4 separate regions of the Mus musculus genome follow, and regions 1, 2 and 3 are each linked to region 4. Evidence: chromatin loops called from intact Hi-C (ENCODE). Cell type or tissue: heart. All regions are shown on one strand. Each heading gives the region's core, and the rest is flanking DNA. Links, peaks and the distances in the headings are about the cores only.

Region 1 (7,605 bases), core at 1,801-6,800, 74 kb before region 4:
AAAGGCAGCAGTAGTAGACCCCTAGGCTGTTCTTAGCCACTTCCTGATCAGCCTGGACTTCCCTGCCTGGTCCCCAGCCAGACTCTGTATGCCCTCTCTATTCTAGTTCCAGTCTTGACTAGGTCTCTGAGCTCCAAAGCCCTGATACCTCCAGTTCCTCTGCCAAGAACATCTGGATTGCCCAAGTAAGATGCAGCAGTGGAAGGGAACAACATGGGACAATGGGTTCACTAATAAAGGAAACCCCAGAGGCCAGACACAGGAGCAAATGTCTTTCTTTAATCCCAGCATTTGGGCAGCAGAGGCAGGCAGATCTCTGTGAATTCAAGGCCAGTCTGATTTACTTAGAGAATTTTGGATTAATTGAGGCTGCCTAGTGAGACCCTGCCTCAAAAAGAATAAAAAAATAGATTAAAAAAGAAAAACAAGGGTTGGAGAGATGGTTCAGTGGTTAGGAGCATGGCTGTTCTTTCAGAGGTTCTGAGTTCATTTTTCAGCAACCACAGTGGCTCACAACCATCTGTAAAGGGATCCAATGCCCTCTTCTGGTGTGTCTGGAGACAGTGACAGTGTACTCACATATATAAAATAAATCTTAAAAAAAGAAAGGAAGGAAGGAAGGAAGGGAGGAAGGAAGGAAGGAAGGAAGAAAGAAAGAAAGAAGACAGAACAAAAAAAAAAAATCCTCTGAGCTCTGCTCCCCAATTTATTCTTTGTAGGTCAGTGGCTGGTTACCAGGAGGCTCGGAATGTAAGAGGCTAGTGGTCAAGGAAGAAGAGAGCCCAGAGGGGTGGGAGGGAGGCCTAGGGTGGGACTTCAGGTTTTGGGCAGCGGCCTGGAAGGCCAGTTCTCATCTGACCAGACTTCCTGTGTCCCAGGGAGCTATGGATGGTGCGTTGAAAGGTAAGTACACACCGCTTCATCTCCATGGGTCTGCTCTGCTAGGATCTTACTCCCTCTGGCAACAGATCCTCCCCCCCCAGGTCCTCAGGTTCTGTTTACTTCACCAAAGGGGTCCATGCAGCTATGACTTCTGCCTGATCAGGCCTGAGAGGACCCTCTTGGGCCTTTCCCAGGGTCTGCACTAACTCGAAAAGCAGCCAGTATGTGTCCCAAGATCAGTTCTCACTTGGAAATCAGGCAAGGCCTGTCTGGTAGGTCCTCCCTGAGTGTCAGGCCTGGGAAGACAAGGTGCACAGAATGGCCAATGTTAGGTTTCAAACATGCTGGCACCCTCTGCTGCAGTAGTCCCCCATGAAGCCTTCTTACCCATCCCCTTCCTGGTTCCAGCCTTCTTCTCTGCTTCTTTCAGCAGGAAGGAGGCTGTCTGCTTCCTCCATAGCCCCTGCTCTGAGTAGCTCTGTTGCTGAGGTGAGCTGGGGCAGATGTGGGAGATGTCTGTGGGAAGCAGAGTCCTTGCCCAGGAGCCCTCCTAATCCTGGGGCCTTTACACCCCCATGAGGAACACGCGTGTGCACTTAACCGGGTGTGCAGCTCCCCCGTCCCCGTGCTGCACCCCAGGCACAGACACTACTTGGTTTGGCCTGTAGGACTCAGGCTGGGGCTGGCAGATGGAAACACAAATAACTGTACCCCAGGGTTCTCTGCTCGCCATGAGCAGCTCAGCACTTGGGTGTCTCTTTGAGTAGCTCTGTGTATTGTACAGAATGGTAGTCTGCTGGGTCAGCCTTGGTACTCTGGAAACTGTGACCGTCAGTCTGTTGAGAGAGCCCTGCTTCACTTCCAAAAGGTGGGCATCTGTCAACTCTTGGCCTTCTCTGAAAGTCCTCTAGTCTCTGCCCATGCCTGATGAGGCTGGCAGTAAGGGCGGGGGAGGCGCTTCACATAATTAGTCAGCTGGCCTTAGGCAACTAAGATGAAGTTCATGGCTGGGGTCTCCTCCACAGGATGGGGCCTACACGGTGCGCCTCAGCTCTGGGCCTCACAGTTCCCAGCCCTTCACTTTGGCAGTACTCCTCAGAGGCCGTGTCTTCAACATTCCCATCCGGCAACTGGACGGTGGGCACCACTATGCCCTGGGTCGGGAGGGCAGGAATCATGAGGAGGTGGGTACCGGATGAGTCATGGGCCAATCACCGAGGTGGGTCAAAGAGCAGCACCCTGGGCCTTGCCTGGAGCATGTGTGTTTTCGGGGGGTGGGGGACACCGATTGCTTCCCTCCCTCACCCTGGCTTGAACAGAAATGCCTCTGAGGTAGTTCTGTCTCTAAGTGCCTGCCTTGCAATATGAAGGTCTGAGTTTTACCCCCAGAGCCTCAGGGGGTAAAGTAAGGCAGGAGAGGTGGCTCAGGTTTATTTATAATCTTGGGCTGGGAGGTTGAGAAACAGGTATCCAAGTCAGTGAGAGGCCTTGTCTCAGAAGACAAGGTTGGGACTGGAGAGATGGCACTCACTGGTTTGAACTGGGGTTCCCCGTACCCACATGGCCGGCACACTTGTCTATAGCCCCAGTTCTGAGGGTCTTAGCGCCCTCTCTGGCCTCTGTAAGCACACATGCATGAGATGCACATATATCCGTGTAGGTAAGACACTCGTACCTATTTAAAAAAAAAAATTAAAAGAAAAATCCTAATAAACAAGGTAGCTAGGCATGGTGGTACTCACCTTCAATCCTACTCCTTGGGAGCTAGAAGCAGATGGATCTCTTTAGTTCTAGACCAGCTGGAACTACGCAGTGAGACCGTGTTTAAAAACAAAATAAAGCTGTGTGTGTGTGTGTGTGTGTGTGTATGTGTGTGTGTGTGTGTGTGTAGCCAGAGGCCGGAACATCTTCCCAGACATCTGGCACTGTGAAAAGAGGCCTATCTTTTCTGGGAAGGACTTCCGTGTGCCATGGTTCAGTCTTCATAGGGTCAAGGTGAGGGCAATGAGACCATCTGAGAGGAGGGCAGAAATCTCCAAGGACCTTTCTCCCCAGCAACTGGCTTCAGACCTAGACAGTTGCCCACCACTCAGCTTCCATTGAGAGAGGCCACAGCCAAGGACCAGGCCTAAAGCAGTTCTCGCCCAGCTCTGGAAGCCCGAGGCTGGCCAATAGCATAGCATGCTGGTGCAGTGGCAGGCTCACAACCAGACAGCAGAGCGGCGTTTCAGTCTCATAGCGTGGGGGGAAGAAAAAATATCTAGAAAAATGCCAGCCAGCTCCCCTGCCAGGCCCTACAGTTGCCTTAGAAAGTTGTTGGCAGACTGAAGCCTAAGGGACCCACAGATGCCCTGCCTGCCTTATCCAGCTCTTCTCCTCTGTGGCCGCCATGGTTCAGCATTACACGAAGCACCCCCTGCCCCTTGTGGACGGACACAGTGGCAACCGGGGACTCACCTACCTGCGCTTCCCCACCAAGCCCTGAAGAAACAGCAGCACACAGATCCCCCTCAGGCACGTGATGTGTGCCCCATTCACTTTCTCTCCCACTTTAGGCTGTTTTCTTTTCCCTGCCTTCCTCCACCCCAAAAGCTCTGCAGGTTCAAACTGAGAGGCATGAAGATGGCCACCTGGGAGGCTGGCTTCCTCAGAGACACTGCCTCTCCTTAGACTGACTTCTTGTGTGTGGTTTGCATCTTCTGGGAGGAACTAGGTTCCCAGCACACAGTATACTTTCAATAAACATTTACTGACTGAATTCTCTCTTAATACCGCACACACACCTTTTTGAGTATTATAGTAGGTACAACTGTGTGTGATCACGTGCATGGGAGTGCCTATGTCCACAGAGGACAGACTCATCGGATACTCTGGAGCTGGAACGAGGGGGTCAGGAGGTGTAAGTTTCCAAAAGTAGGTGCTGGGAAGAGCAATAATGGTTGTATAGTCCCTGAGCTATCCCTACAGCATAGGGGAGGGATTCTAGAGTATGCTGAGAATAGCGGCCTTCCCCAGAAGGCCTTATACTTCCTGAGAGGAATGGAGTAATGTCGCTGTGTGGGTCTATTTCGTAGGCTAAACTGCAGAGGAAAGGGTTCGGGCTTTTGTTCTTCTAAATTCTTCTAAATTCTTTGCCAAGGAGAAGGGCCAGGCCAATAAACTGACCTTTGTTCATGCTTGCTGGTCGTGGGCAAGGAAGGGGGGAGGAGGCTCAAGGTTTCTGGAGGAGAGAGAGGCTGATGGTAAGCATTTGATGTCTAGCTTTATAGCGTTATAGGAAGGACCCCAGGAGACAGTCTGGATGAAAGCCTAGAGGATGAATAAAGGCGCTGGGAGCCTGGGCCAGTGGATGGTAGAGGCTCTGCGACCCAAAGCTGAGCTGCCTGGCAGGACGTGGGCCCAGCGGGAATAAGGGGCTCCGGGTTGGGCTGGCAGCCAGCAACCCACAGGCTGGCCCAGGGCGGGGGTGTCTCCGGGCCCTGGCGTGGAGCCTGGAACACCCCGTGCCGGAAGCACCACGTGACCATGACTCCGCAGAAGTCTCCAGCGGCCGGGAAACAAAGGGCAGCTCAGGGGCTGCCTGGCATGGGGGCTGGCACGGAGGGCACGGTTCCCACTGGTGCCATGCTGCACCCCAATACCTCTGGACCGTCTCCTGGGGAACCTAGAGTCTGGCGTGACCTGGAGGCTTGTGGGATGTCCGGGGCGGAAGCCAGGGCCTAGGGATCTGCTGGCGAGGAAGGGGGTGGGGCGGGCCACGTGGGCTGCGGGAGCGTGCACTGTCGCCTCCGTTCGTCATCACCCTCCGGCAGATTACCCTCCCTGAGCTGTAATAGATGGGAAGATAATTGTCCCTGCCCAATCATCGACCTCCGGTTAGGAGGCTTAAGTGAGGGCCTTCCTGCGTAAGAGGCGCATCATGAGCCACACTCTGGCTCCCTTCTCTTACACCAGCCCAGAATTCGGGTCAATTAACTGCTACTGATAAAGCCCAGCAGGATGCAGGCTCAAGCCAGGAGTCTGATCATGGACAGCACCTGCCCAGTGTTGCAGGAGTGGGGGGATCTCAGCCTGCGGAGGGTAGGGACTCTCTGCTGCCTGCCAGGCCTGTTAGCCTAGCATTTCTTTTTACCCCAGGCCACTTCTAGGCTCAAGCAGTGGAAATGGCCTCTCTCTCCTACCATTTCTCCAGGCACCTACGGACTTAGGATGTGGGCCACTGGCACTTTGGGGTGCCCTCATCTGCTTTGAAGACAGAAAAGCCTTTTCAGGCCTTTTAAATGAGTTCTGAACTCCCTTATCGGTAAACTAAGAGCGCTTTTGTTATTGGCTGCAAAGGTACTTCATGCTGGGGCAGGAGATAGGTAGTTCTTAGCTAGCCTGGTTTATATAGTGAGTTCCAGTCCACTTAGAACTGCGTACAAACAGTCTCAGAACAAACCCCCAATACATATTACAAAAGAAAAAAAAAAAAAAAGAGGTAACTTTCATTCATTGTTCCTGCAAGAATCAGGGAAACTGTCCAGGTAGTGTGGGCAGTACCTAATTATTAGAGCCCCCATGGCAGAAATGAGCATGATCCTTAGGACAGCAGGCCATCAAGGTGGTTGGTTCAGTGTGTGGGTCAGTTTCCTGCCAAGGCTGACACAGGGTGGAAGAAGAGAACCATCTTGGCTATGTTAGCCTCTGACCTCCACATGCTGCGGCCTCCTCCCACCGTAGAAAGACACTGAAAGAGAAAAGAGCAAGGCCCAGAACTGGCTTAGCACCTCCTTAGCTGACAGATGTGTATCCAGATGTCTTCTCTCCCTGGGACCCAACCCATTCTGGCCTTCCCCACCTTCCTCTCCCTCCTCCTAGCCTTGGTCCCTGCTACTTACCTTTCACCCACCCAGAACCAACCTGTCATCCCCATATCAGATAGTCAGGACAATGAAGACAGTTGGTGACAAGTGTTGAAAAATTCATTCTATCCCAAGTTCCTCAAAGCTGACAATATGGACTCATTTTAACATGCAAGTTCAAGCCAAGATTGTCTTAAAGCTCTATTTTTTTTTTTTTTTTAAATTCAAAGACAACAGTTTTATTACACTTTGAGGTTTTGGTTTCGTTTTGAGACAAGGTTTCATGTTGCCCAGGTTGGCATCAAACTTGCTGTGCAGCTAAGGATGACCTTGAACTCCTGACTCATCTGACTCCACCTTTTGAGCATTGAGATAATAGACATGGGTCACCATGGCCAGTTTGTTCCACACTGGGGACCAAGCATAGGGCTTCATAAATGTTGGGCAAGCACCCTACCAACTGAGCTACGTCACTAGCCAGTAGTTAATTCCTTTTGAGTAGATGAATGTGTACAGTTATAGCTGGCTGGCAACCATCCCATCTTTCCAGGCTTTTTGCCTTTCTAAATGTGAAGGAATAAAAATGGCAGGGGCAGGCCTGGAGGAACCTGGGAGGCCTGGTAAGGAGTGTGAGCATGGAGGGTATGAGCATTAGAGGACACAGGGGGAGCACTCCTCCAGTTTCCTACAGCAGAGATCAGTGAGCCAGCACAGATGCAGGGAGAGTGGGAGGCTTCGGGTATTTCTGTAATTCCATGGAGACGGAAGCCTTTGACTTTCCACTGCCGACCCTGCCAAGCACTCAACCACGTTTCCTGAGGTGAACAGGCCAGACTAGAAAATTCCAGGCAGGGTCATCTGCTGAGAGAACAAGTCCTTGAGAGATACTGTGCGTGACAGATACCAAATGGTTTGTTACTGAGGACCTGAAAGACTAGGTGAGCCCAGGAAGTATGCGGCTGGGGAGGATGTGAAAGCCATGGCCCAGGCCATAACACATCTGCTGGGTTCCCAGTGTGATCTAAGTTAACCATCCAGGCTTGCAGCTGACCTGAGAGGAACGTGTACAGAAGAGTCCAAGTGTGGCTGAGCCATGCATCCTCTGTGTAGCCCTGACCTCGGTCACCCCCTGCCTCCCCTCCCTCCTTGCTTATTCTAGGAATCAAACCCAGGGGCTTGTATATGCTAAACAGGCATCTAACACTGAGAGCTGTTTTTGCTGCGATGATTCTTGTTATTCTGCCCATACTAAGCTTGAATTTGCCATTCCCCTGCCTGGGCCTCCCAAGCAGTTGAGATTACAGGCATGCAGAGATTTCCCAATTAGAGTCTGGGTTATGTTGGCTTTATTTGTTTCTTTGCCATGCATCGATGAGAAGCCAACCCAGGGCCTGGTACATGCTTAGATAAGCACTGCACCACTGAGCTGCAGCTCCAGCCCTCCTCTTTGAAAACAGTCAGTGAAGCTGTGTGTGCTGACCCATGCCTATGATTCAGGAGCTCAAGAGGTAGAGGTAGGAAGAGCTTGAGTTTGTGGCCAGCCTCAGCTTTATGGTGGTGTGTGTGGAGGGGTATTAAAAAGAAGAGAGAGACAGCAGTGGAGCAACACCTTTAATCCCAGCACTGGGGAGGCAGAGGCAGGCAGATCTTTGAGTTTGAGGCCAGCCTGGTCTACAGGGCAAGTAGCAAGACAACCAGGCTACACAGGAAAATTGTGTTTCAAAAAATAAACAAAAGAAGAGTGAAAAAAAGAAAAAGAAAACAGAGCCGGGCATGGTGGTGCACACCTTTAATCCCAGCACTCAGGAGGCAGAGGAAGACGGATTTCTGAGTTTGAGGCCAGTCTGGTCTACAAAGTGAGTTCCAGGACAGCCAGGCC
Region 2 (7,605 bases), core at 1,356-6,355, 95 kb before region 4:
AGGGATGCTGGGAAAACCCAGAGGCCAGTCCGCCTTGATATGGTTTTTGTTTGCTTGTTTGTTTTTTGTTTTTGTTTGTTTGTTTTGGTTTTTCGAGACAGGGTTTCTCTGTATAGCCCTGGCTGTTCTGGAAATCACTTTGTAGACCAGGCTGGCCTCAAACTCAGAAATCTGCCTGCCTCTGTTAAATAGGCATCTCATTTGGCCTTTCATCCTGGGCTTGAGAGCGATCAGATGGGGTGGCTGAATTCTCACCTGGGTCAATCCCCAATACCACCTGGGGGTGGAATAGGCCGAAGGATGAATCAAGCAGATATTGTAGTTCTAAATTCTTGAAAGATTTCATAATCTACAGAGTGAGTTCCAGGACAGCCAGGGCTACACAGAGAAACCCTGTCTTGAAAAGAAGGGAAGGGAAGGGAAGGGAAGGGAAGGGAAGGGAAGGGAAGGGAAGGGAAGGGAAGGGAAGGGAAGGGAAGGGAAGAAGGGGGGAAGGGGGGGAGGGGGGAAGGGGGAAAGGAAAAAAAAATGAAGGAGCCTTCTAAAAGTGTCCCAAATTAAGTCAAAAGCATTATCAAAATAAAATGCTCTTGACAAAGCATTAGTGGACTGGAGATGGCTCAGCTGTTAGAGCACTCGCTGCTCTTCTAGAGGACCAGCTTGTAAGTCCAGCTCCTGGGTGATTACACCCTCTTCCGGCCTCCATGTGCACTCCCAGACTACATATACTTAACAATAAAACATCTCCTTTTTTTTTTTTTTAAGTATTCCTTTAGGTTTTTTATATTTCTTCTTCTTTTCCTCCTCCTCCACCTCTTTGGTTTTTCAAGACAGAGATTTTCTCTGTACCAGTCCAGGCTTGACTGGAAATCACTCTGTAGACCAGGCTGGCTTCGAACTCACAGAGATCCACCTGCCTCTACCTCCAAAGTGCTGGGATTAAAGGCATGCGCCACCACTCCCAGCTCTTCATTTCGTTTTTAACCACTGAAATGTTTCATATATAGGTCACTGGTCCTGGTCACTTTCTTTCTTGGTTGTTTCTTTGGACAGGGCCTCACTCTGCAGCCCAGGCTAGCCTGAACTTTATGTAATTCAGGCTGACCTTGCAGCAGTATGCTCACCTCAGCCGTGCCTATGCCACACTAGCTGGCTCATCCTTCCAGATCTCCCTTGTCTCTGCCTCTCATCTCGCTTGAAGGAACAGTAGAATCACACCTGTTACCACACCTAGCCTTTTTTTTTTTTTTTTTTTTTTTTTTGAGACGGTTTCTCTTTATAACCCTGCTGTCCTGGAACTTTGTAGTGCAGGCTGGCCTCAAACTCACAGAGACCTGCCTGCCTCTGCCTCCCAAGTGTCGGGATTAAAGGCGTGTGCAAGGCATGTGCCATCATATCTGGCCACATCTGCTTTATATGAATTCTGGGGATCCAAACTCAGGTCTTCATACTTGTACATAGGTGCATTACCCATTAAGCCACCTCCCCAGCATCTCTGTGTGTATCACATTTATGTGTTTGTGTGAGTGTGTATGCATAGGCACAGGTCCACACACGCATACTGTGGCACCTGTCTATGTAGAGGTCAGGGGACACCTATTGGAATTAATCCTTCTTCAGCCAGATGGCTCTAGGGAGTCAAACTCAGGAAGCACAACCCAGGCATGGTGGGACATGCCTGCAATCCCAGAACTTGGGGGTCGGAGGCAGAAGCACCAGGAGATCCAAGGTCACCTTTGATAATGTAGTGAGTTTGAGGCCAGCCTGACATAAAACACTGTTTAAAAAGAAAAGGAATCCAGGAATCTATTATTTGACTAGTGTAGTCTATCTTCGCTCCATTTTATGTATTTCCTTCATTTTATAATTGTAAATTCATGAGAGAAGAACAAGTTTCATTATGTTATGAATTCAGCCAGGTGTGGTACACGCCTGAAGTCTCAGCACTCTGGAGCATCTGAACTCAAGGCCTCCAGGGGATAAAGAGACCCTGTCGCAGGAAGGAGGAGGAGGGAGAAGGCATGGGCCGGGGGATGGTGTGTGCGCGCGCCTGTGTGTGTGTGCGCGCGCGCGCAGCTACAGCATCTTAGGAGTGACAAGTAATATTCAACTTTTACAAAATTGAACTTAACCAGGCAGTGATGGCACACGTCTTTAATCCCAGCATTTGGGAGGCAATTTCTGAGTTTGAGGCCAGTTTGAGTTCCAGGACAGCCAGGGCTACACAGAGAAACCCTGTCTATGGGGGAAAAAATGAAATTAGAACTCTGAACTCATCTCTGTCTCCCAAGTATTGGGATTATCACGCTTAGCTGGAGAGACGTTTTCTTTAGGTTTGGAGGAAGACATTTATCATTTGGTACAAGAAGGCATTCCTCAGCGAGCTGTATTTCCTGGATTCCCGGAAGCTACGACTTTGGGCAGGGGCGCCACCTAGCGGGATGCTGTGGAAGCAGGTCTGGGCGCTCTTTTTTGTTAAGAACATTTATGTGAGTGTTTTGTTTGCATATCTATGGGCACCATATATATACTTGTTGACCAGGGAAGTAAGAAGAGGGTGTTGGATCTAGAAATGGAGTTATGGACGGTTGTGAACTATGATATAAGAATTGAACTTGGGTCCTCTGCAAGAGCAACAAGTATTCTTAACCCATGAGCCACCCTCCCCACCTCTCTAGTCCCCCCCCCCCCCCAGAAGTCTTATTGGAATGCAAGCTTCTGCATTTTGATAGAGCTAAGCACCTAATTCCTGAATCATAAAGACCTGTGTGATTTTCAGGTGCCAAAAGTCATTTGACAATGGCTGTTTGCTTTCTGAATATCCAACCTTTCGGGTGTAGCTGGCCTTTACCTACTTTATGGGTTCTTTTTCCCACCCTTTATCTCCCCCTCCACCCCCAGCCCAGTTTCACTCCCAATCACTAGATAGGAGAGAAAGAAGGCTAGAAGGGAGAGAGAAAGAGGGAGAAATCCTTGAATCTAATTTCTTTCCGTTTATTTCTTCTTTGAGCATGACTACTAGCAAACAGCAACCAAACTTCCTGAACGACCAACAACCACCCACCGAGTAGGGTGCTAGCATTTATAAACCCTCTGAAAAATCCCACAGGTCACACAATTGCAGAAACTATTGCAGCTGGCAAAACCACGCCTCTGCTAGAGCAGGAGGCAAATCATAGCCAGCTGTGAAGCAGTCTCATAGCCCACACCTGGGATTAAAACAAAAACATATGCTTATAATATTTCTGTGTTTTTTGTTTTTTTTTTTTTAAGAAACCAATATTCCAAAATTCTCAGTACAATCGGGTTCAGTTAAATCCACGGGGCAGTGTTGTTAGGTGATTACCAGGAACATGATGGGAGTGAGATTTCCCCCTTTAAGGGACTTTCCTTTATTTGCATTCTTAATAATGAAGGCCTCTTAATAATGAAGGCCTCCAGGTTCAGATGTCAGCCCCCGCTCTCCTAGGAATTGAGCTTCAGGCTGTCATTCTTCTTGTCACCACCAGGGGACACCCTCTCCTATAGAATGCCTCTCAAATGGGCATGGAAACAAGCAAGGGGACTGTGGGCTTTGGCCCGAGGCCCAGCATCTGTGTTCATCTGTGGCAGAGTGATTTCAGGACCCTCCATGCCTGTGGAGGAAGGATGTGGGTTGGAGAAGCATCCTTGACCCACTGTGTCTGGGGTCTCGTAAGGAGAAGGGGAGAAAGTCAGGTCAGTATGGTTTGGGAATTTCTCTCCCATTACCCTATTACTTAGGGGAGGGAGGGAGGGAGGGAGGGAAGGAGGGAGGGAGGGAGTAACAGAGAGAGAGATAGAGATAGAGACAGAGACAGAGAGACACAGAGAGAGACAGAGAGAGAGAAAGAGAGCCTATTTCTATTCCTGTCCCCACTCCAGTCCACCATACTCAGCACAGGAAATCTGCAAGGGGTATGTCTAATATTTTCAGAGACTATTCCAAGGGACTTCAGCACAACCTTGGCCTGTGCCCAAGAAACAGGGAATCCACATACCTTTCCCATTAACCAGAAAAGCAACAGCTGCTGACCCAGACCCTGAGCACATCCTGAGGCCTTTCCCATCTGAAGCTCCAGCTTCCTGGTCTTACTGTTGTCCATCACTCAGAACTTTCCTTCCCCTAAACACACAGCCGGTCCCTTGCAGACTTCAGACTGGAGCCTCAACTCAATGGAGCCTCCTCTCAAGGGGATTTGTCTCAATGATAAAGCTGTAACAGGGCTATGGAAATAGCTTACATGGTAAGAGTACTTGCTGTGAAAACATGAAGAAAGGAGTTCCAGCCCCAGAAACTGTGTTTAAAAGCCAGGTGAAGTAGATCACACTTGTAATCCCAGTACTAGAAGGTAGGCATGCCTGCTTATGCATGCATGCATGTGCACACACACACACAGAGAGAGAGAGAGAGAGAGAGGAGAGAGAGAGAGAGAGAGAGAGAGAGAGAGAGAGAGAGAGAGAGAGAGAGAAAACAAAGAACAAGGAGGCTGGAATGAGATGCCCAGCTGACAGGTATTGAACTGCAGACAGACTCCTAAGAAGGATTATTTGACATCTGTGGGGCAATGGGGGAGGGGAGGGCTGTGTAGTGCCTGGAAAGTGGGGTGGGGGAGAATAATAGCATCCCCCCCCCGAAGATAAACAGGAGAGGGGGATACCGGGGAGTGAGAAAGGTTGGTTAAAGTAATCTGGAGAAGACAGTCTTCAGTTTTCTGTGTTTACCAAGGGGACTGTTGTCCGCAGGTAAATGGAACGGCAGACAGGACATGGTACCTTCCCTATAGGCCTAGTGGTCGGTGATGGGCAGGAGAGTACCAAGATATGGGCCTTCCAGGGAGACCAAGGCTTGCAGAGCTGAGGGCTTTCCATAGAGTGAGTAACCACTAGCTATGCCTTACAGGAGATAACAGCCAGGAGCCTGCCATGTGCCAAGTTGTGAGCTAGGTGCTAGGTGTAGGGTTTGGCTGTGAACCCTACAGAAACCAGGGCTGCCATTTATAGAGCTTACTTCAGCACCCTGGAGGCGGTACAGTCTAGCTCTGGAACAAGCCTGTGAGCTTAATTACCATGGAAGCCTTGAGCGTAGGGGTTGGGGGGCTGCTGAAGGAAGTTCTTCTGAGCTGTGGCCCGAAGGAAGAGAGGACAAGACAGAGCATCCCAGGGAAAGAATGGCCAGTGGGCAGCCCCAGGTAAGGTGACTTTGCTCCACCACCCTCCAGCCTCACCCTGGCTTCCTGAATACTGGGCCTTCTCCTGTCTGAGCAAAGTCTGGACCAGGGGACCAAGCTGGGAGAGAAAAAAGACACAGTGACCCCAGCATGGTGATCAAAACACACGAGAGGCAGAGGCAAGAGGATTGAATAATTAAGGCCAGCTTGGGCTACATGAGACTTTCTTTCTTTGTGTGTGTGTGTGTGTGTGTGTGTGTGTGTGTATACCACTATGTGTGTCTGGTGCCTAAGGAGGCCAGAAGACGATGTTAGACACCTTGGAATTGGCATTACAGATAATTATAAGCCAACATGTGGGTGTTGAGAAATTGAACGCAGGTCCTCTGGGAAAGCAGCCTGTGCTCATAACCGCTAAGGTGCCTCTCCTGCCCCGAGACTCTGATTCAAACACAGCCACACACATACACACACACACACACACACACACACACACACACCTCAAACCAAAGCCACACACACAGACACACACACACACACACAGAAACACACACACACAGAGCCCAAACAAACAAACAAAAACAGCAGTATTCTAAGAATGAATGGTCCCAGAAAAAGAGCTGAAGTGGAGGCAGGAGTGCTGGGCTCTGGCAGGGAAGGCCATTCATTTGAAAAGACATGGGGCCTTTTAAAAAAAGACTAAAAACAGTAAGCCGGCAGTGGTGGTGCACACCTTTAATCCCAGCACTTGGGAGGCAGAGGCAGGCAGATTTCTGAGTTCGAGGCTAGCCTGGCCTACAAAGTGAGTTCCAGGACAGCCAGGGATATACAGAGAAACCCTGTCTCAAAAACAAAACAAAAACAAAAACAAAAACAAAAACAAAACAAACAAACAAAAAAAAACCATGTCTCTGTGTGTCTCGGCACATGCATGTGGAGGTCAGAGGTCAGAGGGCAACTTGCTGAAGCCAGTTCTCTCCTTGGGTCCTGGAGACCCAACCTGGATTGTCAGCGCCTTTACTCATTGGCCCAAGATTTTTTTTTTTTTTAAAAGATTTATTTGGGGGCTGGTGAGATGGCTCAGTGGGTAAGAGCACCCGACTGCTCTTCCGAAGGTCCGGAGTTCAAATCCCAGCAACCACATGGTGGCTCACAACCATCCGTAACGAGATCTGACTCCCTCTTCTGGAGTGTCTGAAGACAGCTACAGTGTACTTACATGTAATAAATAAATAAATAAATCTAAAAAAAAAAAAAAAAGAATGGCATAAAAAAACCACTAAAAAAAAAAGATTTATTTGTGTTCTTTTAAAGTGTAAGTAGGTGGTGGTGGGGTATGTGCAGTGGCTGCAGAGGCCAGAGCTGTCAGATCTCTCTGCAGCCAGAGTTACAGGAGCTGCCTGACGTGGGTACTTGGAATCCATCTCAGGTCCTTTGGAAGGACAGGCAGGGTGTGCTCTTAACCACTAAGCCATGGGCCTAGTTCCACCAACGTTTTTAAACAGTGGGATGTATGTATATAAGAGGCTTCCTCCTTTTTTTCTCATTTAGAGAAAGTCTAGGAGAGTTGAGACATTCTCTTATAGACTTGGCTGGCTTCAACTTTCCATGTACCCAGGCTGGCCTGGAATTCCTGATCCTCCTGCCTCTACTTACCAAGTGTCAATTACAGTGTACACTACCATGCCACACCCTATTCTCTTACAGCTTTGTTTTGTTTGAGACAAAGTCTCATGTAGCCAAGGCTGGCCTAAAACTCATTATATAGCTAAGAATAACTTTGTCCTTATAGGCTTGATTTTATACGATGCTGGGAATCAAACCCAGGGCTTTATGCTCCATCCCCCTCTGTTTTCCCCTCTGTCTTAAGATTGTCTTTTCTCAAGGCTCCCTGAGTTAGATGGCTCACTAGCCTAGCTGCTATTAGTAAGCCCCAAGTTAAGGGAAAGACCCTGTCTCAAACAAAACAAAATAAAATAATACAAAACAAAACAAAACAAAAAAACCCACCACCCACCACTACCACCACCACCATACGAAACATCTCTAAGCTGGTTTGGCAGTTCAAATGAATTAATTGTTGCTCCTGCAGGGACCTGGGTTCAGCTTTCAACACTTACACTGAGTGACTCAAAACAGCCTGTAACTCCAGTTCCAGGAAATCCAGGATGCCTCCAAAGGCAGCTACAACATGTTCACACACACAGCCATACACAAACATGCATGCATAAATCTTCCTAAAGATTTGTTTTATATGTATGAGTGTTTCATCTACATGTATGTAAGTGTATGTGTGCAGTACCGGAAAGAGGTCAGAAGAGGGTGCTGGGCCTCCTGGAACTGTAGTCATAGATGGTTGTGAGCTGCCAATGTAGGTGTTGGGAACAGAACCTGGGTCCTGTGAAAGAGCAGCAAG
Region 3 (7,605 bases), core at 1,755-6,754, 54 kb before region 4:
TTTTGGGCCGAAAACCATGTGTCACAGATCAGTGTCCCTGTACCTTTGTGCAAGGTGGAAGTTTAAGTAGGATGTTGTATACTGAATAAAGATACCTACATCACATTTCTCTTCTTCCCCTCAGCAAGCAGAATTGTGCATTCAGATTTTTTTCTGTCTCGGGAGGAAATTAGAAGAAACTTTTCCAGGAAATTTGATCAAGCAGGGGGCAGAAAAAATTCTTACAGCTGTTAACATCAGAGGCTTCCCAAGGAATTGGACCAATCAAATTACTCTACAGTGAAATGGCCAGAACATGTGCTCCACATATACAAAGGAGAGTCCAGAGAGCCCTTCCATGTCCCATTCTTAACTATGTCAGTAGACAGACAGTTCCCAGAATGGTGGCCAAATAAGAGGTCTGGAAAGCAACTGCACAGATGGGACTAGGTCAAAGGCCGGGGAGAAAGGTCCTCAAAGTGATGCCATGGACGGGATGGCTACTACATTTGAACATACTGAGCGATGTATAGCACTCTGGGGAGCTGGAGGGAGTGGGGCTGAATTAGCAATAAGCACACAGAAAACCAGGCAAATGACAAGCCTGCCTTTTACTAAGTCTAGAGATTAAAAAGAGTTCTGCAGGAAAGGGAATGCAGCCCATTTGGATGGTTAGAAAGTTGAGGGACACGAGGTGAAGTTGGTAGTCTGTGAAAAACCATCTTTACTTTTCATATTAAGAGCCAGGGTCTGGAACTCAGTGGTAGCATGGGCAAAGCTCTGAGTTCGATTCCCAGCAAAGAGGAAACAACAACAACAACCCAACCAACCAAAAAACAAACAAACAAAATCCCTGAGTTGGTGTATTCTACCCAACAGTTCTGCAGTGGACTATGGGGTAGCTTAGTGGGTAAAGATACTTGTCACCAAGGGTAATGACCTGAGTTCAATCCCTGGTGCAAAGTGATAACGAACCTCCAAGCATATGCTCTGGTACATGCACACCCCTTCCAAAAATATACAAATAAAACTTAAAGCAAACACAGAAGTAAAGAAAAGTCCCCCATAGATACCAGAGACAATAGGGTCTCATGTACCTCTGGCTAGACCTCAGTGCCACCATCTCCAGTTTATGAGTATGCTTGGCTCACAGGAATTGGCACTATTAGGAGGTGCCAATTGGCACTATTGGCCTTGTTGGAGGAAGTGCATCACTTGGGGGAGGGGATGGGGGGGTTGAAGTCCTATGCTCAAGCTCCACCCAGTGCAGAAGGGAGCCTCCTCCTGGCTGCCTGCTGAATGAAGTCTCCTCCTGGCTTCCTTCAGATCAAGATGTAGAACTCTCTCTTCTAGCATCATGTCTGCCTGCACGCTGCTAAGCTTCCCACCATGATGATCATGGACCGAACCTGTGACATTGAAAGCCAGCCACAGTTCAATGGTTTCTTTTATAAGAGTTGCCTGGTCATGGTGTCTCTTCACAGCAATGGAACCCTAAGACAGTGGGGTACTGGGGATTGAACCCACAAATTTGGCTTCATGCATTCTATGTATGTTTTTTACTAGTTGAACCCCGCTTTTCTAGCAGTTTCCCCCTTTTCAGTTAAGCTCCTAGAGTTCTCTCCTATAGTTTGAAATGGAAAGAATGTTAGCTACATAGCTCTCTGGCTCATCGCTTACCCACCCCCACCCAACCTGCACTCCCAGACAGGGTTTCTCTGTGTAATCTTGGCTGTCCTGGAACTCGCTTTATAGACCAGGCAGGCTTTGAACTCACAAAGATCAGTCTGCCTCTGCCTCCCAAGTGCTGGGATTAATGGTGTGTGTCACCAGGGCCCAATGGTGACTCAGCATCTCTGGATAACAGGCTTCTCACTCAGGTCCCACGTCTCTGTTCCTTTTGATTCCTGGTAACCTCGGCGGTTAATCCTTTTTCTTTTCTCTATACCTTTCCCATCCTTCGTACAAGTATCCGCCACACCCATTTATCAAAGTCAGATTTCCTTTGAATGTGTGGGTTGGGTTGTGTCATGATCTGAATCATGTCACCAGGAAGATACCTGCCTGGGCATCCCCTTCTTCTTCCTCCCTCCCCTTTGCTTTTTTGACAGGTTTTCTTGTGGCTCATACACCACTGCTGGCTTTATTCAGTGCTAGCTATCAAACCTGGGGCCTCATGGATGCTAAGTAAGCATTCTACTAAGATACATCCCCAGGTCCAAAGGATGTTACCAGTGCCACTTTTCTGCTTGATATTTACCCCCAATATGGAGAATTGAACATAGGGTCTTGTACAAATGAGACAAGCTCTCTACCAATTAGCTTGACTTGTTTACCAATATTGTTTACCAATTAGCTTGTCTTGTTACCAATATTCCCTGCCTGCTTAGATTGACAGTTCTATTGGCTTACTCTTTCAGGTGTAAATTGACTTCATTCCTGTGAGGGATGTCACAAGATCTACTATAGCCAGGTTGATCTTGAATTTGACCTGCTGCCTTGGTCTCCCAAGTGTTGGAGTTACAGATGTATGCCATCATAACTGGCTTGCAAACTGATTTCTTTCTTTTCTTTCTTTTTCTTTTTTTACTTTTAATCTACATCCTACCTTCCCCATAGAAAAATTTGAACTTTACACAACCAATAAAATATAAATAATAGTAATTAGAAAATAAAACCAGACCAAAGTGGATGTTAAAGGGACAGAGAAATGAATGTTTGGGGGATATGTGGTAAAATGATGTCACAAAGTACTGTTCTTGGCCTGAGGTCACCGGAGAGTAAGGCTATCAGCAGTGACAGGCATGGAGACACAGCCTCACACTGTTGCCAGCACAGCCAGGGAGTTCTCTTCTCGTTTAGGGACAGACTTCCACTCAGGCAAGAACGGGGTTATTGGCGTTAGGGACAGACTTCCACTCAGGCAAGAACGGTGTTATTGGTGTTGCTGTAGAAAAGATTCAGAACAAGCCAGTGTAAGGCAGTATTGGAGTTTATTAAGAGATTATAATGTATTTTTTAAGCTGAGAGTAAGAGAAAGAGGCTCAGGAATTGAAGACATCCCCAGGTACGGGCATGGGCTCCTCAGAGGAGCTTTTCTCCTTATGTTCTTACAGTGGCTTGCTGCATCATCCTGTGGTTTCTGAGTTACATTGCTCAGAGGTGTAATTAAAGGTTAAAGAGCCTTCTTTTGTAAACTTAGTGGTAGAGTGAGTTTACAAGGGCATTATCTAGACTTAGTGGGAAGATGAGAATGTTCAAACTCAAGGTCAAGGATCACTTTTTACTGTAGGGTTTTTTTATTGCCTTTGCCCTCTTTGTTTCAGATGTCTTTTTTTTTTAAACATTGATTGATTGATTGATTGATTGATTGTGTTCATGTGTAGGTATGTTCATGCACATGCTAGGGCACATGTGTCAAAGTCAGAAGACGACTTGTGGGACCCAGTTCTCTCTTTCTACCGTGTGGGGTCCAGGAACAAACTGAGGGAGGCAGCAAGCCCCTTTCCCTGCTGAGCCTTCTCACCGCCCCTCTTTCAGGTGTCTTTTAGGAAAACCCTGCCTCTGCAGGCAACTTTGGCTTTACCAGTGGTGTGCGAAATTTCCTGATTCTTCCAGAGGGATAAGCTAGCCAGGTATCAGGGTGAAGTGCCTTTTCCCCTCCTGTCATTTCCTTCTCCTGTGTCCTTAATTTTCTGCCTTTCTGACCTGCCTCAAGCTAAGCTAGACATCTCAGGATTTAGGAGGTACTGCACATAAATACAATTGTGATGGTTTGGATGAGAAATGTCCCTTGGTCCCAAGGTGCTCTTTGGGAGGTGTGGAAGGCTTCGGAGGTGTGGCCTTGTTGGAGGATGCCTGACACTGGAGGTAGGTTTGAGAGCTAAAAGACTGGAGCCAGGCTGATTTCTTTCTATCTGTACCTGAAGATGTGAGCCCAGAGCTGCTGCTCCAGCACTGGCTGCTGTCTAGGGCTCTAGCTCTCTAGAACATAAGCCCAAACAAACCCGTTCGTTCTCCTATGAGGTGACTTGATCATGGTTTATCACAGGAACAGAAAAATAACTAATGCGCTTACTGAGTGCTAAAATCATCAAGGTTATGGTGGGCCACGCCTAAAAGGGAAAAAACTGAAATGTTCTATTCGGGGGCTGGTGATTGTGTAATTTACTGATGGGGGGGGGGGCGTGCCACAGTGTGCACACATGTGGCGGTAAAAAGATTCCCAAGGCTCAAGGTGTCTTTCCAAGCTACTGATGTCATATTTAAATTCCAGGCAGATGGAAAAGATCAGAAGTGAGGAGGGAATTTCCTTTCTATACTAAGGATAGGTTCAGGAAGTCCTACTTTTATTTTAATGTCCCAAAGGTAATCATAGGACACATCTAGATAGAAAGGAATCCGGAGAATGTAGCATTTCAGCCTGTGTGCAGCTGCTGAGGTTGTTAAATAGCGGCTTCTGAGATAAGCACTTGCCAGCGCACAGTGTATGAAGATGACGATAACACAGTTCTTGCACTTGTTACATAATACCATTCTGTTGGGTACGAGTGCGTGCAGAGACCAGAGGTGGAGAGCAGAGGCCAGAGAGGAAGACTGTGTCTTCTTAGCTGCTCTCTACCTTAGTTTTTGAGACAGAGTCTCTCACTGAACCTCAAGGTCACTGCTTTTCACAGATTGCCTGGCCAGCAAATCCCACGATCTTCCTGTCTCCATCTGCCCAGTACTGGGATTACGGACACTTGCTTGTCTGGCTTTTCACATGGATATTGAGAATCTAAATTTAGGTCCTCAAGCTTTTATGGCATCCACTTTACCAACTGAGCCATCTCCCCAGGCCTTTTTGTCTGGCTTCCTGAGACAGGGTCAAATATAATCAGGGATGGTCTTGAACCCCTGATCCCCTGCTTCCAACTCCCAAGTACTGGGATTTTAGGCATATATAATCCCATGCTAAGAACTTAAGGTCATAGATAATTTTTAAATACCTGGCTAATCTTAATTATTTAATTTAATTTTGTTTGGTTTGGTTTTGGTTTTTGAGACAGGGTTTCTCTTTGTAGCCCTGGCTGTACTGGAACTCTCTCCATATGTAGACCAGGCTAGCCTCAAACTCACAGAGATCCTACTGCCTCTGTCTCCCAAGTGCTGGAACTGAAGGCATATGCCCACCGTGCCTGGAAATTCTTTTTAATTTTTAAAGGACTCTTCATACAGACTTCCACAGGGGCTGGCCTAGTTGTGATCCTACAGTGAATAAGAGGTCCTTCTCTCTCTATTCTCAGGATTTGTTTCACTTATTTTCCTGAGCATGGCCTTTCTAACTGGTAGTTGACAATCATTTAATATTTAATCATTAACAGACTATGGTACCATTAAAAATATATCTCAATTGGGCTGGTAAGATGACTCAGTATGTAAAGGCACTTGCCACCAAGCTTGATGACCTGAGCTCATAGAAATGACTACCTCAAGCTGTCTTCTGACCACGTGTGTCATGATACACAAGCTCACACACAGACTCACACACACACATAAATAAATAAACAAATATATTTTAAAATATACATATCTTGGAAAGATGTGAATTGTAGGACAAAACTACAAGGTAAGCTTGAGTCTGTCTAGAGACACAGGGGGAGGTTTATGAAGACTGTGGCAGATTGGGGGCTCTGTGGCCCAAATTTGAAATCCCAGCACTTAGGAGGTTGAGTCAGGAGACTTGCTGTGAGTTCCAGAACAACCTGGTTTACATAGTGTAACCTTGGCTAGAGTGTGAAACCCTGGCTCAGAACAAAACCAAGCAAAAAACAAACAAACAAACAAACAAACAAACAAACAAACAACACACATCCCAACCCCACTAGTTGCATGGTGATTCAGTGAGTGCTGGAAAGTCGTGCTTCCAGTGCCCCTGAAGCTCAAAGCAAGATGAGCTGCCCCACACCTGAGATGATGAGGGTCCTTTTACTCTCTTCAAATGGAAGTTACAGGCAGGCAAACACCCATATACATAAAATAATTACTTAAAAAAGTAAAAGCCCTCAGAGCTGCATCAGCAGCTACCCTCTGCCCATCCCACACATTCGAAGTCATTGAGAGAACAGGGATCTGAGGTGAGAGTTCAGAGTTCATGTGACTTGGGACAATATCCAGTGACTGTGAGGATGTGGAGAGATAAGAACTTTAGAGAGCTGTTGGTGTGAACTTTCTGGGCCTTTCTAAGGGGAACTTGTCAATATGTAAAAACATCTGCAAAATGTCCATTCCCTTTGGCACATCCGTTGTTAGAAATCTCTCTCAAGGAAGTGATAAAAGCCTGGCTCGCAGCACACATTTAGAACAGAGTTTGAAGACAGCATGAACCACAGGATGAAGCCAGTGTTAAAACAAACACAAAGACAAAATGGCATTAAACAAGAAAAAGAAAAAGAAAAGCTGGAGGCTGCAGAGATGGCTCAGTGCTTAAGAGCTCTGTCTGCTCTTACAGAGGCCTTAGGTTCGATTCCCAGAACCTACATGGTGGCTCACAACCATTTGTAATTCCAGTTCCAGGGGATCTGATGCCCTTTTCTTTTCTTTTCTTTTCTTTTCTTTTCTTTTCTTTTCTTTTCTTTTCTTTTCTTTTCTTTCCTTTTCTTTTCTTTTTTTTTTTTTTTTTTTTTAAGTTTTTCAAGACAGGGTTTCTGTGTGTAGCTCTAGCTGACCTGGAACTCACTTTGTAAACCAAGCTGGCCTCGAACTCAGAAATCCGCTTGCCTCTGCCTCCCAAGTGCTGGGATCAAAGGTGTGCGCCACCACCGCCCAGCTTGATGCCCTTTTCTAACCTCTAAGAACACCAGGCACCCACATGGTACAGATATACACACCAACAAGAGGAAGAGGGAGGAGGAAGAAGGAAGAGGAAGAAGGAAGAGGGAGGAGGAAGAGGAAGAAGGAGGAGGAGATTCAGCAACACAGCAACTTTTGAACTTCAGAGACTGTTTCTGAACAAGAAGTACAACTTCCCTGGGCAGTGGTGGCGCACGCCTGTAATCCCAGCACTTGGGAGGCAGAGGCAGGTAGATTTCTGAGTTCGAGGCCAGCCTGGTCTACAGAGTGAGATTCAGGACAGCCAGGGCTACACAGAGAAATCCTGTCAAGAAAGAAAGAAAGAGAGAGAGAGAGAGAGAGAGAGAGAGAGAGAGAGAGAAAGACAGGGAGGGGGGAGGGAGGGAGGGAGGGAGGGAGAGAGAGAGAGAGAGAGAGAGAAAGAAGAAAAAAAGAAGTACAACTTCCTGCTGGGTATGGGGGAGCACGCTTATCACCCTAATCTTTCAGAGGATGAGGCAGGAAGATCCAGGATTCAGGGTTCACTATAGAGAGAGTAGGGTGCCCAATTGAGCTACATGACCAAATAATAGCAAAACTAAACAAACAAACAAAAACAATCCAAGCAGAATGAATCCAATGCATTTCAATGTGAGACATAACTGTTGAGTTCTAGCCAAGAACCACGAGCTGTCCTGTCCCCAGTCCTTCTCTTCCCCTCCTGACTGTGCTGGCCCTGCCATTGCTATACAGGAAAGGTTTACAAGAGTCACTTCACTGCTTGGATTACAGTCCCCGCAGCTGTTTGGTGGGATG
Region 4 (7,605 bases), core at 988-5,987:
CTTTTTTTCCGACAGGGTTTCTCTGTGGAGCCCAGGCTGTCCTGGAACTCACTCTGTAGACCAGGCTGGCCTCGAACTCAGAAATCCACCTGCCTCTGCCTCCCGAGTGCTGGGATTAAAGGCGGGTGCTACCACACCCGGCTCCCTACTTGTTTCTTGAGTCCTTCATAATGTCCACTTACTTTCCCTCCTGTTTCTTTCCTTCTTCTTCTTCTTTTTCTTTGTTTTTGTTTTGTTTTGTTTTGTTTCTCTGTATAGCTCTGGCTGTCCTGGAACTCACTTTGTAGACCAGGCTGGGCTCGAACTCAGAAATCCACCTGCCTCTGCCTCCCAAATGCTGGGATTAAAGGTATGCGCCACCACTGCCTGGTTCTTTCCTTCTTTTCTCCCTCTTGAACACTCTTCAGCATCTTCCGTGCATTGAGAGCAAAGCTGCAGGAAAGCACACCACCTTATTCATGGTCCTTATGGACCAACCCGGGAATTGGAGATATTCATCAACTAATCTTCAAACCTGTCATTGCAAACAGCACTTAGGAGCAGGAGAGAAAAGAACTGAACCCTGAGAAAACCTCTGGCGGTAAAGGTTTCATCTAGGAAGTGGTAGCTGAGCTGCAGAGGAAAGGATAGTGTGTGCCAGGTGCCATCAATCTTAAGAGTCTTGGAGTAGGAAGAGAACCAGGCCTGTCACCATATCGATTCCTGCCAGCCTTACAGTTGGTATCCTAAATATTTACAGAAAGAAAGGGCAATGTTTGTTTTTTGTTGTTGTTTTGGTTTTGGTTTTTTGAGACAGGGTTTCTCTGTATAGCCCTGGCTGTCCTGGAACTCACTCTGTAGACCAGGCTGGCCTCGAACTCAGAAATCCGCCTGCCTCTGCCTCCTGAGTGCTGGGATTAAAGGCGTGTGCCACCACGCCCGGCTAAGGACAATGTGAGTAATATAAATCAGTGAAAATATGTACTTGTTTTGATGCGGATCAATGAATGACTTGAACCATTAGTCAAAGAGATCCAGAGTAGAAGGTGGAGGGGACTGTTCTGAGATACGGTGTGAAATAATAGTAACAGCATACTCTACCCTTTAATGAGAGCATGCGAGACTAGCCAGGTCTGGTGGAATACTCCTGAAATCTTTAGCTCTCTAGAGGCTGAAACAGGGAAGGCTTTTCATGAATTCAAGGCCAGTTTGGGCTACACAGTGAGTTCCAGATCAACACAGGCTACAGAGTGAGACCTGGTCTCAAGAAGCAACCACAGCAGGATAAGTAGAGAATTTTAGCCTTTGTCCCACCAGCAAATGGACACCTGTAAAATGACAATTCACTACTTTAGTGGTTCCTGTTATATGTTAGACACCGTGCAAAAGATTTCTTGGAAATTTTTCCTACTATTATCCCAACTTTACAGGCTGAAGACAGAGGTATGGAGGTTGCTTATTCTGTTAGGTAACAGCAGAAGCGTGACCCAAAGCCACGAATTGCAGTCCCTATGAGCAAGAGAGGTAATGATGTATAACTGAGTTTAATTCTCTTGGCAGGATGAAACCAGCTGTGGAGCTGAGAGCAAAGGGGTGTCAGAATTTAATGAACTAATCATTGAATTTAACCTCCTCCCTCTCTATTAATAAAATAACCTTTTAATTATATTCTGGCTTCTATATAGATTTTTCTGCTGGAAGGTAATGCACTGACCGGTCTACACAGGCATTTTGGTCTGTCTGGCAATTTTATTACTCATTGTGAGGTACTCTTAATGGCTGAGCCATCTCTCTAGCCCCTAAAACAAGTAAAAATTATGAAAGTCTTTACTATTTTCTCATGAAGGGCTAGTTTTAAAAATAAACCCAACGAACAAGAACAAAATACTGTCAGGCTGCCTGCAACGATGTGGTTTCCGACATGGAGATGAGCCTGTGTGTGTCCCTTATCTTCTTTGTTCCTAGCATAGCACAGTCTAAGAGCTTCCTTTGTTTCCCACAGTGCCTTTCTCAAACTCCCACCTTTGCACTGGCACACACCCTAGAGGGAAATGCCCCTTGCTTTTCATAGTGTACCTAATTTTCTGAGGCAAGGCAGCTGGCAGCCGGAGGTTGTCATTCAGCCTCACAGTCAAGTGCATCTTATGCTAGGAGCAGGCTGTTCCCTAGCATCATAAAACCCGATGTTCTTGACAAACACTGGTTCTCAAAAGCCACCAGGCTCCTGGCCTGCCCTAAGACTGGACCCAACAGTTGTGTGACACTGGCCTCATAGAGGGTCTCTGCATGCAATTAGCTCCAGACTCCACTCTTTGTCTGTATGGAGTTTTATTTCCCTTTTTTTCCCCGTCTGTTAATTCATTTCATGAGCAAAACTGAGACAACTGCAAAAGTTTAAAAGAGAAAGTGTCATAAAATCGAGGCCATTTGACCTTGACAAGCTCATCTGAAGCACATTTGAAGGCTTGAATAGCGCCCTCCCCTACACACACGAAAGAAGCATTCATATTCTCTCGAACAGATTGGAACGTCCATTTCTTCCTAGGAAGCATGGAAAACCAAGCCATGCAAAGTCAGATTTAGGATAGAAAAGAATCTAGTACCGTCTCAGACTACGGGGGTCCACGAGGCTCGGCGAGGGGGGAGGGGAGGCCGCCGGCAAGTGGCAATTGTTCGGAAAAACAATACAGCATTCCTGCTAGTTGGCTTTACAGCCATTTTCCCCAGAGCAGTTACTCGAGGCATGACTAACGGTAGGGCTAGAACCCCTCACAATCTCTCGTTCCCCGGAGGGAACCGTGTAGGATGGATAAGGGCAGTGCCTATTAGCCTCCGCTGGCCAGTCAACATGGCCACCTTCACATGGCAGAGGGCCACCCGGCGCTGGTGCACGAGGTGGCGAATGGAGGGTGGTGGTGGCAGGAAAGACCCTCGGCGAGAGCCACAGCACAAAACGGCCGCCACCGCCACGGCCGCCGCTGGGAGGCGCGCGCGCCGGCAGACCTCCGTGGGCAACGGTCGGAGGGATGTACCATACCCTCGTACAGGGGAGGCCGTCCTTCAAATCCAAATCCTCTCTTCTCCAGCAATCAACGTGGGGATGGGCGTAAACCCCAAGTCTACTCACTTACATCTCCATTTAACCCACGCCATCAAGATGACTAACTACTGGCAGGAGGCCCGGTTAGCTCTGCTCGCCCCCCCCATCGGTAGAATGGTTCAGCCGGAGCTCGGCTCGGCGGACCTCCCTGCCAACCCCCATCCGCCCGCCCGCGGCGCATTGGCGCGCGACGCCGAGGGGCGGAGCCCGAGCCGGGCGCGCGCGACCCCCTGCTCTATAAATACTGGGCCGCTTCGCCCGCCGCTCCGTTCGCTCCGAGTCTCCAGCCTGCCGAGAGCTGAAGCGATCCTCCCTCTGTGTCTTCCGCAGCCCTCCGCCTCGCCGCCTCTCAGTCTCCTCAGAGTCGCCCTCTCTCACCGCCGCCGCCATGAACGGGCAGCTCAACGGCTTCCACGAGGCGTTCATTGAGGAGGGGACGTTCCTCTTCACTTCCGAGTCTGTAGGGGAAGGTCACCCAGGTGAGCCGACGGGGACTCGGAGGAGGGAAGGGCGGAGGGCAGTGGCGCTGGGGGTGGTCGAGGCCGTCTCCGGCGGCGGTGGGCATGGCAGCGGCCGCGCGCTTCCCTCGTGGCGCCGCGAGTTTGCAATGTGCGGCCCCGCTCCCCTCCCCCTTTCTCCGCTCCTCATCCGGCGGCGCGCCCCGGCATGCGGAAGGTTCCAGAAATCGAGAAGGGCGGGGGCTCGAGGCAGTTTTGAGATCGGCGCGGGGAGGGCACTGCTTCCTCCTCTTTAGTCCCGTCGCCTGGAAAAACCTCAAGTGGGCGACCCCGCCCCGCGTGCTCGCGTCCGGCCGCCGGGAGCGCGCGCCCCGCATTGCAGCGGCTACCACGTGTTCGCCGCATGTGGAATTGGGGCGAAGCGGAGCTGGCGGCCTCTACCCACCCGACCCCTAGTTTGGAAGTGGGGGCTGGTGTCTCCGAAGGTCCCATCTCTAATATCCCTGACTTCCGGCCCCTGGAAAACGCTTAAGAGCATGGGTAGACATGCCCTTTAGCCTTCAAGGTGACAGACTGCCACTGACTAAATATAGCGCGAATTAGAGAAGGCATCCCTTATTTAGAGTGTGCTTGAAAAGGATGAAGTGCATGAATTAAGTGTATACTCCCATCGCGTTAGGTTTCGTTTTAAAGTCTTCCCTTTGGTCTTTTTCCTACAACTAAAGGAGGATTTATTTCATGTTTCCTTAAGGCTTTGTCCACTGAACCGCCATGATGAGATCGGTTATAATGAATCTATTATATGGACTTTGGGTTTCAGATGGAACATAACCATTTAGTAAATACTAATATTCAGTTTGAGCTGTTTCCGTTCGCAGGGGGTCCACAGCAATATTATTACATGGCTTGTGAGGAGCATCTTGATGAGTGATGGTTGAAAGACAAGTGTTGCTGTGGCTCCTCCCACACTCCCCTCAAGGAAAGGAGTATCTCCATATCTATTGAATCACTCCTTAGTACAGCCATTAGATTCCATCTTAAGGTTCTGTGGCTGCAATACACATTTTGGGGTAGTAACAAAAATCAAGGAACATAGAGCCAAGCACAGTGGTACACTAACTACTACAATCCCAGCGTTTAAAGTATGGAAGCAGTTTAGTTTGTCAGCCTGGGCCACGTGTAAGACCCTGTCTCAATACCACAAACATTCCAGACCAGGATACTGCCATTTTCTAAATTGATGAATCAAGGAGAAATTGGATATGGCTTAGAGCACACTTGAAAGTTTCCTGGAGCCGAAGGCAGAGGCAGGTGGATTTTTCTGAGTTCCAGGACAGCCAGGGCTATAACCCTGTCTCAAAAAAAAAAAAATTACTGCATTTTTTGTTTGCTGGTGTTTCTTCTGTTAAATTTATTTTCATGGTTAAAAAAAAAATCTCATTTCCCTATTGTCTAATAATAGGGGAAATGGACTGTTTTAAGAAGTTAATGACCTGACAGTTGGCTCTTTAGTAGGTTTGTAACATTTTAAATGTGGGGGATAAAAAGAACAGTTGTCTCTAAAATACACTGTGAGGTTATTTCCTATGGTAGGCTTTGAGATATCAAAATAAATCATTTTGACTTTGATTAATCTGAAGGGCAGAGGCAGGTGGATCTCTTGAGTTCAAGGCCAGCCTGGTTTACAGAGCAAGTTCTAGGACCGCCAGAGCTGCACAGAGAAACATGTCTTCAAAAACAAAAGACTGGAGATTCTCCCTCTCACCTTGCAAATACTACTATAACTTTACATCAAGCTTCTGTCACCTACAAATTCATAGCTATATTTGCTTCTTGGGTTGCACATAAACTGCTAGTTACATGATGAGATAGGGTTAGTAGTAATAGTTAAGTTGAACCAGGAACTTTTATTTTCCAGATAAGATTTGTGACCAAATCAGTGATGCTGTCCTTGATGCACACCTTCAACAAGACCCTGATGCTAAAGTGGCTTGTGGTAGGTACAGAGCACTTGTTTATGAATGGCAAAAAAGGCGTTTGAAGCAAAGTTTTGTGGTATAGGTAATACCAGCTACTTGGGAGGTTGAGGCTGGTAGCAAGTTAAATGCCTATGTGAGTAATTTACTAAGACCTTATCTGAAAAACAGAACATGAAGCCAAGCCCAGTGATACAGCTTATATAACATGATTGAGTTCCTCAGCAAAAACCCCCCCCTTAATATTTTAAGTATAAAACTTTGTTTTATTAGAAACTGTTGCTAAAACTGGAATGATTCTTCTTGCTGGGGAAATTACATCCAGAGCTGCCATTGATTACCAGAAAGTGGTTCGTGAAGCCATAAAGCACATTGGATATGATGACTCTTCCAAAGGTATGTTTTAAAGATTTTTTTCCCCCTGTGAACTCATTTTTGCAGATACAGAATCTGCAAAAATGATGCTAGTGGGAGAGACTTCTGGAATGTTCCTAGTAATCCTTGACTCTACATAGTTACACCATATCCTCTAAAATGTGACACATAGTGTAAAAGCAGTCTCCTATCCTACAAATAAAGTGACAGATTCTCATCAATAGTGTGACCAGACATGATGATGTAAACTCAACTTCTGGGTGTCAAAGCAGGAGTTGGCTGCTTGCTTAGTTGTAGTTTGAAGTCAGCCAAGTTAGAGACCTTATTCCAAACCATAGAGGGGGCAGTAAGTGAATTATGTGAATATGGTCTTTTAAAGAAGTGCTTGACCACTTGGCTTTGGCATGTCCAGCTTTCTAGCAGCACAGCACTACTGTTAACATTTTGGAGATAAAAGGAAGGTTACTGGAACACCTTGTTTTATAGGGTTTGACTACAAGACTTGTAATGTGTTGGTTGCCTTGGAACAACAGTCACCAGATATTGCCCAAGGTGTTCATCTTGACCGGAATGAGGAAGATATTGGTGCAGGAGACCAGGTATTACGATGTTTATTAGGATCCTTTTAAATGTTAAATTCTGACACTTTTATTGACCACTTCTCCATATTTTTAGGGTTTGATGTTTGGTTATGCCACTGATGAAACTGAAGAGTGTATGCCTTTAACCATTGTCTTAGCACACAAGCTAAATGCCAAATTGGCTGAACTACGCCGCAATGGTACATTGCCTTGGTTACGCCCAGATTCTAAAACTCAAGTAAGTAGTGATCTTAAACCTACATTTCTCTCAAATTACATTAAAATTCCCAAGTTAATTATAGCTGACTAGGGAGAATCCTTGTCTTTTCTGCTATATTTGAACTTATGATAGAGAACCCACTATAAAGCTGTTTGACAAGTGTTCCCATCTGTTTTGCATTCAAGGTGACTGTGCAATATATGCAAGATCGGGGTGCTGTGCTTCCCATCAGAGTCCACACGATTGTTATATCTGTTCAGCACGATGAAGAAGTTTGTCTTGATGAGATGAGGGATGCTCTGAAGGAGAAAGTGATCAAGGCTGTTGTACCTGCAAAATACCTTGATGAGGATACAATTTACCACCTACAGCCAAGTGGCAGATTTGTTATTGGTGGGCCTCAGGTAATATATGAAATGTTTTGGTTTATCGTTGGTTTCTGGATGCCACCATTTTTTTTTCTAGTCTGCTTCCTTCATTTCACATACACCCTGTATCTTTTGTAGCCTAGGCTACCATAGAATTCACTACGTATCTAATGTTATGGCATTGTGCAGCTTGTTCTGCCAACAAGTGCCTCCCAAGTGGGATTATGGGTATGATCTACTTCTGGCTATAGATGAATCTAGAATGGGTACTAACCACCTCTTATTAGAAAAATTACATGGCCAAGAGTGGAAGTACACCTTAAATCCCAGTACTTAGGAGGCAGGAAAAAACACAGGTGGATCTCTGAGTTCCTGGACAGCCAGGGCTATTATATATTACACAGACCGACTCTGTCTCAAGGGAAAAAAATTACATGACTTAAATCCTATAATTCCAGGGTGATGCTGGCCTGACTGGCCGAAAAATCATTGTGGATACTTATGGCGGTTGGGGAGCTCATGGAGGAGGGGCCTTTTCAGGAAAGGAT

What was found. A loop is a pair of places that touch in the nucleus more often than their neighbours do. Peaks named below come from ENCODE experiments on the same cell type or tissue, not always from the same donor. Only the 100,000 strongest peaks of a DNase experiment are listed, where the experiment ranks them.
Region 1: it touches region 4 in a loop (5-fold over the local background); 19 of 42 quality-filtered maps call a loop at or near these places.
Region 2: a loop joins it to region 4, with 4 times the contacts of the local background. A loop is called at or near these places in 40 of 42 quality-filtered maps.
Region 3: a loop joins it to region 4, with 2.6 times the contacts of the local background. A loop is called at or near these places in 5 of 42 quality-filtered maps.

What each region holds. Positions count from the first base shown.
Region 1 is chr6:72,509,687-72,517,291 of GRCm38, reverse strand. It overlaps Sh2d6 (SH2 domain containing 6), which reads left to right. Exons shown (of 12, transcript NM_001374030.1): 6 at 107-185; 7 at 720-750; 8 at 879-903; 9 at 1,313-1,371; 10 at 1,667-1,750; 11 at 1,908-2,066; 12 at 3,251-3,651. The coding sequence ends at 3,367. Among named protein-coding and RNA genes, the nearest start is that of Sh2d6, 6.5 kb to the left of the region's middle. In heart, for the core only: a CTCF peak has its summit at 6,398; DNase peaks (open chromatin) are centred at 4,501 and 6,451; H3K4me3 peaks cover 987 bases; H3K27ac peaks cover 3,591 bases.
Region 2 is chr6:72,530,182-72,537,786 of GRCm38, reverse strand. It overlaps a transcript of Sh2d6 not described here. Among named protein-coding and RNA genes, the nearest start is that of Sh2d6, 14 kb to the right of the region's middle. In heart, for the core only: CTCF peaks have their summits at 2,434 (motif pointing left) and 3,498 (motif pointing right); DNase peaks (open chromatin) are centred at 2,426, 3,586 and 4,016; H3K4me3 peaks cover 473 bases; H3K27ac peaks cover 872 bases.
Region 3 is chr6:72,489,951-72,497,555 of GRCm38, reverse strand. No RefSeq gene overlaps it. Among named protein-coding and RNA genes, the nearest start is that of Sh2d6, 26 kb to the left of the region's middle. In heart, for the core only: no CTCF peak of the experiment used is centred there; DNase peaks (open chromatin) are centred at 4,475 and 6,185; H3K27ac peaks cover 26 bases.
Region 4 is chr6:72,435,299-72,442,903 of GRCm38, reverse strand. Mat2a (methionine adenosyltransferase II, alpha) reads left to right here and starts at 3,348. Exons shown (of 9, transcript NM_145569.5): 1 at 3,348-3,558; 2 at 5,456-5,533; 3 at 5,787-5,909; 4 at 6,375-6,487; 5 at 6,564-6,707; 6 at 6,875-7,093; 7 at 7,516-7,605. The coding sequence starts at 3,468. Particl (promoter of Mat2a antisense radiation induced circulating long non-coding RNA) reads right to left here and starts at 4,221. Exons shown (of 1, transcript NR_046011.1): 1 at 2,289-4,221. In heart, for the core only: CTCF peaks have their summits at 2,758 and 2,973; DNase peaks (open chromatin) are centred at 2,007, 3,173 and 3,783; H3K4me3 peaks cover 3,783 bases; H3K27ac peaks cover 3,138 bases.